Linked DNA regions of Homo sapiens: region 2 is linked to region 1. Evidence: chromatin loops called from intact Hi-C (ENCODE). Cell type or tissue: Caco-2. All regions are shown on one strand. Links, peaks and the distances in the headings refer to the core of each region. The heading gives the core; the rest is flanking DNA.

The links. Peaks named below come from ENCODE experiments on the same cell type or tissue, not always from the same donor. Only the 100,000 strongest peaks of a DNase experiment are listed, where the experiment ranks them.
Region 2: a loop joins it to region 1, with 11 times the contacts of the local background. A loop is called at or near these places in 1 of 110 quality-filtered maps.

What each region holds. Positions count from the first base shown.
Region 1 is chr4:101,862,169-101,868,854 of GRCh38, forward strand. It overlaps BANK1 (B cell scaffold protein with ankyrin repeats 1), which reads left to right. Exons shown (of 17, transcript NM_017935.5): 4 at 358-496. Among named protein-coding and RNA genes, the nearest start is that of BANK1, 75 kb to the left of the region's middle. In Caco-2, for the core only: no CTCF peak of the experiment used is centred there; DNase peaks (open chromatin) are centred at 2,683 and 3,483.
Region 2 is chr4:101,950,969-101,957,654 of GRCh38, forward strand. The region is part of intron 7 of BANK1 (B cell scaffold protein with ankyrin repeats 1); the gene reads left to right. Among named protein-coding and RNA genes, the nearest start is that of BANK1, 160 kb to the left of the region's middle. RefSeq lists enhancers at 2,836-3,386, 2,964-3,258. In Caco-2, for the core only: no CTCF peak of the experiment used is centred there; a DNase peak (open chromatin) is centred at 3,133.

The DNA.
Region 1 (6,686 bases), core at 1,042-6,041:
TGAATTATAGCCTTCTGCTGGTCTGCGAAATGATGCTTATACCCTGGTACAGAGAGCCATATTGAGGAAGACGCAAGAAGAAAAGGAAGAGGCTATATTCATACTGTTTCTTTAAGTTGCAAAATATGGCATTAGAGGGAAAAAAAGAGCGTACAATAAAAAGAAATTTGATACTATTTAAAATGTAGTGAGAATCACATTTATGTATTTTATTTCTGGATACAGTTGAAAATACAAACACCATAGAAGACTTATTCAATAATAGTGTATTACCTTAATTATAAAGAAATGTAATGGGTTCTTTGGTTAATGTAAACTTTTCCAAATGCTTAAATGGGTTACATTTTCATCTTACAGAATCCTGGTGAAATATTCATAATTTTGAGAGATGAAGTAATTGGTGATACTGTAGAGGTTGAATTTACATCAAGTAATAAGCGCATTAGAACACGGCCAGCCCTTTGGAATAAGAAAGTCTGGTGCATGAAAGCTTTAGGTAAGAATGTTTATGATTTAATAAGCATAAAACATTATCCTGAGTTCCTTCCAATAAATTTATAATAAATGGTTTCACTTCCTTACAAAAACTAATATTGTTCTGCAGGTGTTTCCTGTGTTTAGTTTTCACATACCCAAGGTTGTTATTATTAATCTGGATTTGCAAAAGTAAGAACATGTAAATTATGAGAAATTAGTTTGTATACTGTGTAATGAAATGACATCCAGTAACATCATACATTTTTAAATATGTCAGCAGAGAGCATTTTAATTTATGGCAACCACTAAACATATGACTAAAATTGTTTGCTTTTTTGTGACATTTGGATTAGCAATTTATTTTGAGTTTTATTAATAAACTCTATTTTTTTCCCTTTCTTTCTTTTTTCCCCCAAGTCTCTGGTATATTTTTGTTACTCTGAAAAGCATTTTTTCCCATTATTTTATCAGTATGGTGCAATTTGTACATATAATCTTCTCATCTTTTCCTCATCTCACTTACAAAGCTAATCATTTGATTATCCAGCTTTGCTTATAGCATGATAAATTGTATCAGATTTAAAATTCCAGATGGAATAACCATAATTGCAACAATAATTGTATTAAAATCAAAATCTAATATTAATCTAATACTAATTTCTGGATATTTTAATATAAATGTAAAACTGCTTGGTTTTTACATTTATGATGTCTTTTCCTGATCAGAGAATAAAATCATCTTATTAAACCTCATAAATGTGAACTTTATAAAATATTTTGAAATAAAAAGATGCTCAATCTTGTTATGAATTTGGAAATGTGGCAAAAATATTTTAAATTAAAGATCATGTCAAACACATTTTGAACATTTTTTCCTTTTAAAATATAGTGATTATGCAGTCTATTTACAAAGCATTTACAGACTTCTGTTTGTGTGGAAGGCATGTGTATGGATTTCCTTGCACAGCTTAGACTGAAGTTGGATTATAAGAAGGAAAAACTCCATACTAAACATTTATAAACATTTCAGACACTGCTTTCTGTCATGGATAAGCATGTGTAGAAGTGAAATGAGAAAAACTCTGTCTCTTTCCTTTTCTTTCTTTCTTGTCTCAATGCCCCCTACTTCATTATGTCACATTCTTAAGTGGTTTAATGAATAAAATTTTCTAACTAATTAGTTTCAGAATTTAAATTTAGTTAGACTAAAGACACTATAGAAATATCAATATTGCAAATTAAGAAGCACTTAAATAATATTTCCCAAATAGCAGATCAAGATGTCAAATATAATTATTCACATTACTTAAGAATTTTTGCTCAGTATACCTACTGGGTGAGAGCAGTATAAAGAATAAAACATGTCAAAGTTCAAATTAATTATAAGAAAAGCAGAAAATGAATATGCCATGCTTCCAAGATATACCAAGACATACTATTGTCTTCATGATTAAACAACAAATCTGTAATAAATAAATAAACCACTGTTTACCAACTATCATAATTAAACTTATTTAAGTATTCGTTTCAACTGTTGTATTCTTTAAATTGATGAGAAATTTTCTCCCAAAATGTTGGCTGCTTTGTAGCAATATTCAAGATGGTTACCTGAACCTGTTTGGTTGGATGGAAACTGCCTTGGCAGAAATGGGCCCAGAGCCTTATTTTCTCTGCTTCATGTCACTGTATTTTGAAATGTTTTGAACCCTACTAAGAACAACTAGTAAGAACTACATTTTACATCATGACCCAGTACATATGCACAGATATATAAGGAAAACAAAGGTTTTACAAGTAATATTTAGATGAATGGTTTTAGCTCGAACAGTAAAGAGCCCATTTTTACAAGAAAAAGCTGAACCACTACAAAATCGACCACGTTTCTTGAACCCATTAGAGAACTAAAGTTGCAAGGTGTTAGATGCAGGTGTGATACCTTTCCTCACCATCATAAGGGTCACAGTTGTCACTCCTGTAATAAAAGAGAGATTAACAAGAGAAAAGCCTAACAAATTTATTTAATCAAAGATTTATGGGAGCCTTCAGAAATGAAGACCCAAGGACCAATGGGAAACTGTCCATTTTTATGCTTAGGTTCAACGAAGAATAAACAGCCGTGTAGGACAGTGATTGAACAAAAGAATATGAACTAGTGGTAACAGGCTTGAGGGGAGGAGGACCCAGTAAGTCCTGTCTGTCCAGATTTTTGCTGGCTTCTCTATGTCACATTCTTTCCTCCCAGGTATGGAGCAGGCTTTCTCTGAAATGAGGATCTTTAAGGCAGAAGAGAGAAGGGAGACCTTTTTTGGTTTTGTGGTTTTCTTTGGGAAAGAGGAGCTCTAGTTTCTATGACCTGCCTTGGGGAAGAGGAATTCTGGCTTCTATGACTTGATCAGGGGCAGGAAGAAGGGTTGGAGACAGGAGGATGGAAGGTCAGAAAGACCTTGCTTCTGAGGCCCTTTAGTCTTCATTAGTTCAAAGTATGCAGCACACCAACACGTCATACTTTGGGGTATTGTCTTCTGAACTCTGACAAGGACAATCCACTATTCCAAAAGCTGGAGAAAACGATGAACTAAGAGAGTGTCATTTGAAATCTGCTTACCTAGAGCAGAAGCCACTGGAGCCACAAACTAGTAGGAGCACTTAAGTGTTAATTTTGATGAATGTCTGAAAGCTGAATATGGATTAGTTTGAGAGTGAGAAACTCCTGGGGGTAGTAGTTTTAGGATGTCCCCACACTTTTGTAGGATTTACCTCCATGAATCCCACCAGGTTTTTACAATGAAGATCTGAGAAAGAGCCCATGGAACCTCTGGTGGGGTCAGAGGAAGGATAATCGTGGTGAAATACTCCCAGCATGTTCTCCATAGCACAGGCCTACTCTCCAGAAGAAAACACCTCACCAGAGCCTCATTCCAGCTGGGAAAGGACATCATCTCACTGTGGCTCCCTCTGGCCTTCCTGTCTCACTTAAAGGGGATTAGGGGAAGGTATGCCACAGCAAAAACCCTTGTAAAGTCACAACGAAGAGTCACTGAAAGACTAAGACTTAATCATAAGAATGTAGAATGCTTTCCTTCCCTACCACCTTATGGTTACCACAACAGGATTCCAGCATAATGACAGTGGATTACTGTTTAAAAAAGCAAACAACCAACCAAAAAAACCCAGCAAGATTCAGACTCTGTCTCGGTAAAGTACTTAGAAAAGTACATAATCAAAAAGAGAGACAGAAACAAGAATGCTAGAGGAATTTAAAGCTGCTAGCACTGATAGCTACAACAAACATTAAATACAGTCCAACTCCTAAACGGATTCCTATAAATTCTTTCACTACAGGAGTATTTACCTTACATCTAGTCATAAACCAAACATTGCAAGGCATTCCTAAAGACAAGATAAAACACAATTTAAAGAGACAAAGCATGCATCAGACTAGAATTAGATATGACATACATGGAAAATGTATGAAAGAACATATTGATTATATAAAAAGAGATAAACTTTGAGAAAGAATCAACAGGAAATTCTAGAAATCAAAACCACCGTATCAAAAATTAAAAAATAACTTTAATAGGTTTACTAGTAGAGTTGACAAAGGTCAGAAAAGAATCATTGAATTTGAAGACAGGTCAATGAAAACTTCCCAAACTTAAATGGTAAAGAGAAAAAAGTTTTTTTGTCTGTTTGTTTTTTAAAGAAAGGACAAAACATCTAAGAAATGTGGGATGATTTCAGAAGGTCTAACATACATGTAATTGGAATACAAGAAGAATGACAAAATGAAGCACAATAAATATTCGCATATTAATGACAGATCAAAATACAGATATAGGAAGCTCAAGTAACATGAAGAAAGATAAATATAAAATATTGACACCTATTCATATTACATTCGAACTGTAGAAAACTGAAAACAAAAGAGAAAATCTTGTCAGAAGCCAGAGAAAACGAATACCTTACCTGTAGAGAAATGAGTATAGGAATACCATTTGACCCAGCCATCCCATTACTGGGTATATACCCAAAGGACTATAAATCATGCTGCTATAAAGACACATGCACACGTATGTTTATTGCAGCACTATTCACAATAGCAAAGACTTGGAACCAACCCAAATGTCCAACAATGATAGACTGGATTAAGAAAATGTGGCACATATACACCATGGAATACTATGCAGCCATAAAAAATGATGAGTTCATATCCTTTGTAGGGACATGGATGAAATTGGAAACCATCATTCTCAGTAAACTATCGCAAGAACAAAAAACCAAACGCCGCATATTCTCACTCATAGGTGGGAATTGAACAATGAGATCACATGGACACAGGAAGGGGAATATCACACTCTGGGGACTGTGGTGGGGTCGGGGGAGGGGGGAGGGATAGCATTGGGAGATATACCTAATGCTAGATGACACATTAGTGGGTGCAGTGCACCAGCATGGCACATGTATACATATGTAACTAACCTGCACAATGTGCACATGTACCCTAAAACTTAGAGTATAATAAAAAAAATTTAAAAAAAAAAAAAAAAAAAAGAATTACGTTGAATTTCTCTTCAGAAACCACACAAGCAAGAAAATAGTGGAGTAAAATATTTTAAGTATTGTGAAAAAAAGGAACCCACCAATCTAAAATTCTATATTCAGTGAAATTATCCTTAATATAGAATGAAGTAGAAATAAGGATTTTTTCAAACAGAAAAATGAAGGAGTTCATTACCAGCAGACCTGCCCTGCAAGAAATTTTAAAAGAAGTTCTTTGGGAAAGAAGGGAAATAATGTAGGTCAGAAACTTAGATCTACGTAAAGAAAGAGCATAGAGAATAAATGAATGAAGGTAAAAACACAATATTTCATTTTCCTTATTTTTAATTGATCTAAAAGATAAATGTGTGTCTGAAGTAAACACTGTCAATGTGTTGGGTGATTACAGCATATGGATAAGTGAAAGTAATGACAGCAATATCATAAGGGACAGGAGGGACTTAGGTTTGTTAAAAATGTATATTTCAAACTCTAGGACAATTACTAAAAATTTTTTAAAAGCTATAAATGTGCCATGCACATGTACCCTAAAACTTAAAGTATAATTAAAAAAAATAAATATAAATAAATAAATAAATAAATAAAAGCTATAAATGGTAGGCTAAGAAGAGAGAAAATAGAATCCTATAAAATTCTCAAGTAATTTTGACAGAGAGCAGAAAAGGTTGGGGTAGAGAGCGGGAACAAAGAAAAATGTAGGGAATAATAAAAATTACAAGTATGAGAGATATAACCCAACCACGTTAGTGAAGCCAAGTAAGAACTACTTAAGTTTAGTGAATAGTCTAAGAACGCCAATTAAAAGACAGAGATTGCCAGAATGGATAACAAGCAAGACCCAATAATATGTTGTCTATAAAAAACTCAATTTAAATATTAAGACACGGGTAAATCAAAAGTGAAAAGTGAAAGGGTTGGAGCAAGGTAGGTTGGAGGTTGGTGCAAAAGTAATTGCGGTTTTGCAAATGGCATTGAAAGTAATGTAATGAAATTGAAATACAAGAAGAATGAGAAAATGAAGCACAAGAAATATTCAAATATTAATGACAGAGATCAAAACACAGATACACCAACCTAATACCATGCTAACACTAATCAAAGTAGAGCTGGAAAGTTGTACTAATTTCAGAGAAAGAAGATTTTAGAAAAAGAAAAATTATCATGAATGAACAGAAGCATTATATAATGATAAAGATATATTCTCCAAGAAAACAGAAAACTCTTAAACAGGTATGCACTTAACAACAGAGTGTCACAATATGTAAAGCAAAAGCTGCTGGAATTGAAAAGAGCAATAGACAAGTCCACTATTGTATAAGATTTGTGATATACTTGCTTGGTTTGGAGATCTTGACCTGTATTTGTGTGTACTTACAGGGTTAGGTGTTGCCTGACTACTTTCATCTAGATGGTAAACAGCAACATTTAATTTTACTCTCTTCTATTTGAGTCCTTACATTAATTGGATTTTATTTTTACTGAGAGGCTGTAAAATACAGTCATCATAGTGAACCAAAATTAAAGTTAAATAATGTGGAAGCAGAACAGAGTACTGCTCATGTGAAGGTCAGTTCAATAATATATTACTGAGGGGGCCTTCCAACCAGATGAATCTATAAGACATTCTCTCTGACATACAGTTGAGAGCA
Region 2 (6,686 bases), core at 758-5,757, 89 kb after region 1:
CAAAGAAACTGTCGCAGACAAGAAGATCTTAAAAAGACATGACAACCAAATGTAATGTAGTATCCTGGATGGAACCTTGGAACAGAAAAAGGCCATTAGGTAAAAACTAAGGAAATCTGAGTAAAATATGGATGTTAGTTAACAGTAATGTATCATTATTGCTTTGCTCAGCATTACAAAGGTACTGTATTTATGTAAGATGCTAATAATGGGGGAAACTGGGTGTGAAATATAAGGAACTCTCTGCATTATCTTTACAAATTTTCTGTGAATCTTAAATTAGTCTAAAATTAAAAGGTTATTTTTAAAAACCTAATCTAACTTACTGCTTTGTTAAGAACTTAGAGCTTTTTTAAAAAACAGAGGAAATGTCTTTTTATAAAAATATGTACAATTTTATATTCAATAATCATGTTGTTTTTCTATTCAAGGACCATTTTCAAAAACTTTAGCCCAAACACCAGTTTACAGGGAAAAGTTAGAGATAACTAAAAACAGTTGCTTTAACAATTAACACTGAAAGCTGAAATACTTTATAACTGCATTGTTATTCCACAATACCTTGAACAAAATCTCAAACATTTTTGTAATTCAAAGGATCTTAGATTAGACTGTTTCTTTGTAAGAAAAACAAATCCTTAGATTTACTCATATATATAATGCGGATGTTTATGGACTACAATGAGAAATTAAACAAAAATGTTGGTTTTTACATTTTTTAAAAAATTTGTTTTTGCTCTGATAAACCCAAAACTGCATATGAAGCAATAGAATTAAACCTATAAATATTTTGGGGGAGTTTCCTTCAGCCATGTAGCTTAAATTAAATAACTATCAATATAAATAATTTTGATTTTTAGTTTTTATTTTTTGTACTCAGAACCCATTTAGATTTATAAAACAAAAAAAATAAAGAATGTGTGCTCATAAGTAGAAAAATTTGAAACTTGTTTAATCATCCTTGAGCTCAGTTATAGCAAGCAAATGGCCACATGCTGTTTTACTATATTTTCTTTGATAATAAAATGTGTGCCTGATGGATGATTTTAAGTAACTATCTGGTTGCTAGGTCATGTACTCATGGCTTTTACCTATTAATAAATAAATAAATGCATAAATAAATAAATAAATTGCAGAAATAAATGAAGTATTAGAGTAAGTCTTCACTTGATGTTGTTGATAGGTATTTGGAAACTGTGACTTTAAGCAAAATGATGTACAGCAGGTCCTTGAATAATGTCATTTTGTTCAATGTTTTGTTGTAACATTGTTGAGAAAAAAATAAAAATGGCTTGGTTATATGTTTTTTCGCTTAAAGTAGCAATTTCCAAGACCCTTTTGACAACATTGAGAACTTATTGTAAATCAAATCTAAGTAAGCCTTTGTGTACTAGAAATGTTCTAATTACTGTGACTACCTGTGTTTATCTTAAGAGTGAAGTTTTCTAAAGACAAGAACCATCTCATGCATGCAATAGATTCTCTGCTGTCAATGGAAAATAAAACTTAAGCGAAAGGACATTTATATTTAGTAATTCAATAATTGTTACAATGATCATAGTTATAACAATAGAAATAACATTTATTGAGTGCTTGGCATATGATTATAATTTGGTAAAACATCCATTATATTGTAGACTCCAAGAAGACAGAAATTTAACCTAAAACATTGGCTCATAATAGGTACTTAGTAAGCATTTGTCAAATAAATCAATGCCAGACCTTGATTACGGCAAATCCATGAGGCAGGAGTCGTATGCTGGGCATATTAGCAAAAGAGGCATGAGAGCTGTTAATAAACTTTTTCACAGTTAAGAAATGGCAAAGTAGATTTTCAAATCCAAGACTTGAGTCTGCGCCCTTACCACACTCCAGCATTGCCATGTCCCTTTCATGCCAGGAGATAGTAGGATATAATTAATGAAACAAAACCAGTAATTTTGACATTACCAGCTTTTTTTCTGTCGTAATAACCAACGGAAAATAACAAATACCCTTGCAGTAATGATTAACGATCAGTGAGAAGAACTAGACAAGGGCTTTTGCCGACATCTGCACCAATAGAGGACACCCTACACCTATGTGAACAGGTGAAATGGTAAGGGTAGAGGCGAGTCAAGGTTAATTCTTACACCAAGGCTGAGATGATGGAAATGAAATGAAAAAAGAAATTGTATTACTTGAAACTTTGCCATGTGCAAGAACCCTGGAGGTGATCGTGCTCTTTCATCCATAAACTTGATGTTTATTTAGCTGACAGCAAAGATAGCATAAATAATAGGTAAGTAGTGGACGAAATGTTCCCAACTGTTTTTTCTCCATCTTTTGTCATATTTCTAGATAATGCCTTCTACAGAACACTTAATGTTGAAACAGTGAACAAAAAGCAATTTTCCCACAACTGAGGCATCTCTGTTCTTGATCAGTAAATATCAAAATTAGTAGATGGCAGAATTGCATGGAGAGAACAGACTGTCTTGAAGAAATATGTAGAACAAATTATGCTAGTACTTGGAAATTTTGCAGCAGACTTGCAACACTGTATCATTGCTTGTTTTCTGGATCTATTTAGTAAAAAAAAAAAAATCAAGTGTTTCAAAGTAGGGTGCACAAAAAATTATGATGCTAAGTATCTTTCTGCTAGCACGATTACCTCCCTCCCTGACTTGATGCTCACTTCACTGATAGTTCAATTTTCATATGAATTTGTAAGTTGTGACTTTTCTATTAAGTGCAGAAATTGCCTTCTGGAAATCTCATGGTCTCAGTGATATTTTAACTAAAACCCCACTGAGTCATGAGCCTAAATTTTATTGTCAGTTGATATGTTTTGTGAATGATAAGATAGTACATATATTGCATATTGTGCGTAATATTTCTTGTACCTCCATTTATCTTGTACCTCTTGCCTTCTGTATTTGTTTTCTAGGGCTGTTGTAGCAAATTACCACAAACTGGGTAGCTAAAAGCAACAGAAATTTGTTTTTTCATAGTACTGCAGGCTAGAAGTCTGAAATCAAGGTGTGTCTGCAGAGTTTGTTCTTTCTGGAGACCCGAGGAAGAATCTATTCCTTGCCTCTCTCCTAGCTTCCGGTGGTTGCCAGTAATTCTTGACATTCCTTGAATTCCAGCTGCATTGCCTCGGTCTTCACAATATGTTTTCCCTGTGTGTATCTCTGTGTCCGTGTCTTCACAAGGCTCTCTTAAAAGGACATCAGTCAATGAACTCAGCACATTCTCATCTGGTATGACCTCATCTTCATTTGATTACATCTGCAAAGACTCTATCTTCAAATAAGGTTACATTCAGAGGTACCAGGAATTAGGACTCCAGCATACCTTTTAGGAAGAGACAGTTCAACTCACAACATGTTGGTCAGGAAACCTCACTTAGTAGAAATAATCAAGGTGATTTTTATATTCTGGAATAGTTAGTGTTCATTTGTGGAGTCCTGCTCTTCACATTTAGCAAGAAGATCAAATCTAAACGAAGCCAGGTAAACATTAGTAGGCCTAGAAAAGGTGGTAGTAAACCCCATGGTACCAGAACTCTCTTTTGTTAAGCAGTCAGCCAGTGAGGTGATTGGATTGATGAGGGAAGAGACATGACAAGCACTTGGAGGGCTGGCATGCTGACAAAAAAAATGTACCAAGATAATAGTAGGGAAAAATATATACCCAGGAGCTTATAGTCATGGAATTTTGTGGATTGTTCTAAGTTGATTGTTACCACAGTTTGCCAACATGCCATCATTTTTGTAAGTAGAATTTTTGAAAACCATGTGCAATTACTGAAACATAAGTATTTTATGTAATGCTACACACATTGAAATTACAAAGGGAAGAAAATTTGTGGTTCACCAAAAAGGAATCTTTTACTGCTAGATGAGACAGCAGTTTTGAGCACCTTAGGAACATTTTCCAAATTTTTGTTCGTTTTTCTCAGAGAGCAAGGTATGGCTTGTAGAGGCAAACATTAGAAATATAAAGGTCAGTGATAGGTAAGCATGAGTTAAATTAATTAATGAAAAGAAAAAAACCTTTCTTAATGAAAGATTATGTTCATGTGTTAGTTCTGTGGGCATAAGCTGTGCAGTCCTCATTTACAACTCATAAAAGCTACAGTGACAGGTGCTGTAGAAAGGGGATGATAGATTAGCTGTTGCTCATGCGAGCAATGAAGCAGCAAGAGAGAGCACATTAGACCAAGCGAGCAGCCAGAAACAGCAATAAAATCATTACTAAAAGAGATGATACGGTTAACATGGGAATATATATCTTTCTGGCACTGGCATTGTATTTACTGGTGTACTACACATTCAAATAGATTGTTCAAAAGATTCATTTCTGGATTGAGATAAGAAAAAAGAAATTTATCAGGTCTTAGACTAGATCTCTTTCTTGTCTCTCAGTGTTGCTGACATAACTTGATTTTCATTTCCTAGTGCAGTTTAGATGCCCTTCCTTCTATCTATAATACTGCCACATAGTTAGAGCCAGTGTCTTTTTTTTTCCTTTGATGCCATGAATTTTGCCACTTAAGTTGTTATTCCATCATATAAAACAAGACAAATGATGTCCTGTATATTATTCTACCATCAACCTCTTGAAAGATAATGCAGCATAGTTATGTAACAGGAATTTGATACTCGGTTTCTTGCTCAGGGGAAAATTGTCTCTTTAATGATTGTTTCCTTGGTTAAAATTATTGATATAAGATCATTGACATTTTTGAGTTGTAAAATTCTCCAAAAGTCCCATGTAAAAACCTATATTTAATGAAAAATAAGCTACAAATTTGTTTCATAGTAACTTAACTTTATGATTATGAGTCTGTGCTTACATCCAAGTTCCATCAATTAGCCATAAATGTTTCCTGAGGCACAGCACTGTTTTTTACTCTGTAAAACGAGCACAGTAGTGTAGTGCTTATTTATATCTTGTTGTGGAGGTTAAATGAAATAATTGGAAATAATTGATGTAGAACATACAGCACAATATTTGTATAGTGACTACTCAGTAACTTTCAACCCAAAAAGAAAAATAAAATATTTCCAAAATAAGTGTTTTCAGAATAACTCCTATAGATTTTTTTAGAAAATGCCACTACCCTTTTCATTAAACGTAAGATTATTTTAAAATAGAGTTTTCTATGTGATCTTTTGGAAATACAAAAAAAATATAATTTGGGACTCAAAACAAGGAAGACTGCTCCTTGACTATGTTTTTTGTCACTGGATTGTTTGAGCAAAGGCAGGCAGCCACCTGTTGGACTCCTGCATGGAAAAAAAGTGAACTAAGTGACCTCTACTTCCTCAAGGCTCTATCCTGTATTTCCATGGAAACCGGGCATATCATTTTGTTTCTTATCATGTCTTTGCCTTCAGAAAATTCCCACTATGCAGGCAATTGTAATACTACCCCATTTTGTGTTTTGTTTTTTATTCTTTTAAATTGTGGTTGCAAACTCAGAGCAGAGAGTTAAAATAAAAGATCCTCGCTCATCCAAAAGTCCTAGACATCATCTATTTCAGGCAGTTTAGGCAGTCCCCTTGGTAATACCCTAACCTCTAAAAGCACATCACACTGGTAACAGATCTAGAATGTAGCACTTGAGGATGATATCCAGACTTGGAGAAGCGGCAGGCTAACAATGAAGCTTAAACTCTCTGCTTATCTGGAGAGGAAACCAAGAACATTTCAGCACTCATCCCTTATCCTCAGTTCCCACCTTGCTCTGCCTTCCTGCCAATGTAGAACAAAGAGAATAAAAAAAATGCTCCCTTGAAATTTGTAATGAAACTGATTGATCATTTTGTTTGTTTGTTTTTTCTCCTCTTAGGCATAGAATTATATAGAAGGGAGAAAGCTCAGGGTCCTCATAGTACAGATAGAAAATTGACAATTTAAGGAATGCAAGTGAATTACTCAACATCAGATAATTTAAAAATAGGGTCCTTGCCAGAACCCAGTTTTCATATCTTGATCTTGCCCAGGCCTTGCTGCCGCTCAGTACAAAAAGATTATGCCCATCATCTCCTTCCTAAGTTCCTACGACCATTTTTATTTTCCTATGATAGTATAGCGAGTGAATCCATTCCCTTCTATCAGTTATAAGCTTAATTTCACCAGAACACATACTAATGAGAAGATACAGAATCTCCTTTAGTTAACGCAAGAAATGCCTTTGCTGATCTAACCTGTCTAAGCTATATCTCTGCATTTTACCTTTCTTTAGGTTAAGTAGTATGGCTACCTTGGTCTCAGCTGTTCATCCTTTCCCTCCTTCAGTCTCATAGCCACTCTTTCAGGATTCCATAGACTGGGAATATTACTACTTAGCTGTCTTACCTATCTTCCTATGGCCCCTAGCTCCTGTTACCTACCATTGAAACAGGCTTTATTCTTCTAAGAAGCAAACTACTGTCTTGTGATTATTTGGGGCCTACCAGACACTATCCTCTCTCAGAAGAAGCCACTATTTGGGTAACACACAGCCTTTTCTCGATTGAGTTCTCGTCTATGAGTCCACAAAGACTCACAAGCTTAGGGGAAGTTTATACATCATCAAGAAAATACTGGTTGGACTCATCCTGGAAACTTAGAAGGGAAAACTCTTGGGACACTGACCTTCCACTTTTTGAATATTTCCAAATTATATGAAAAATTTGAAAGTGTTTGCATTT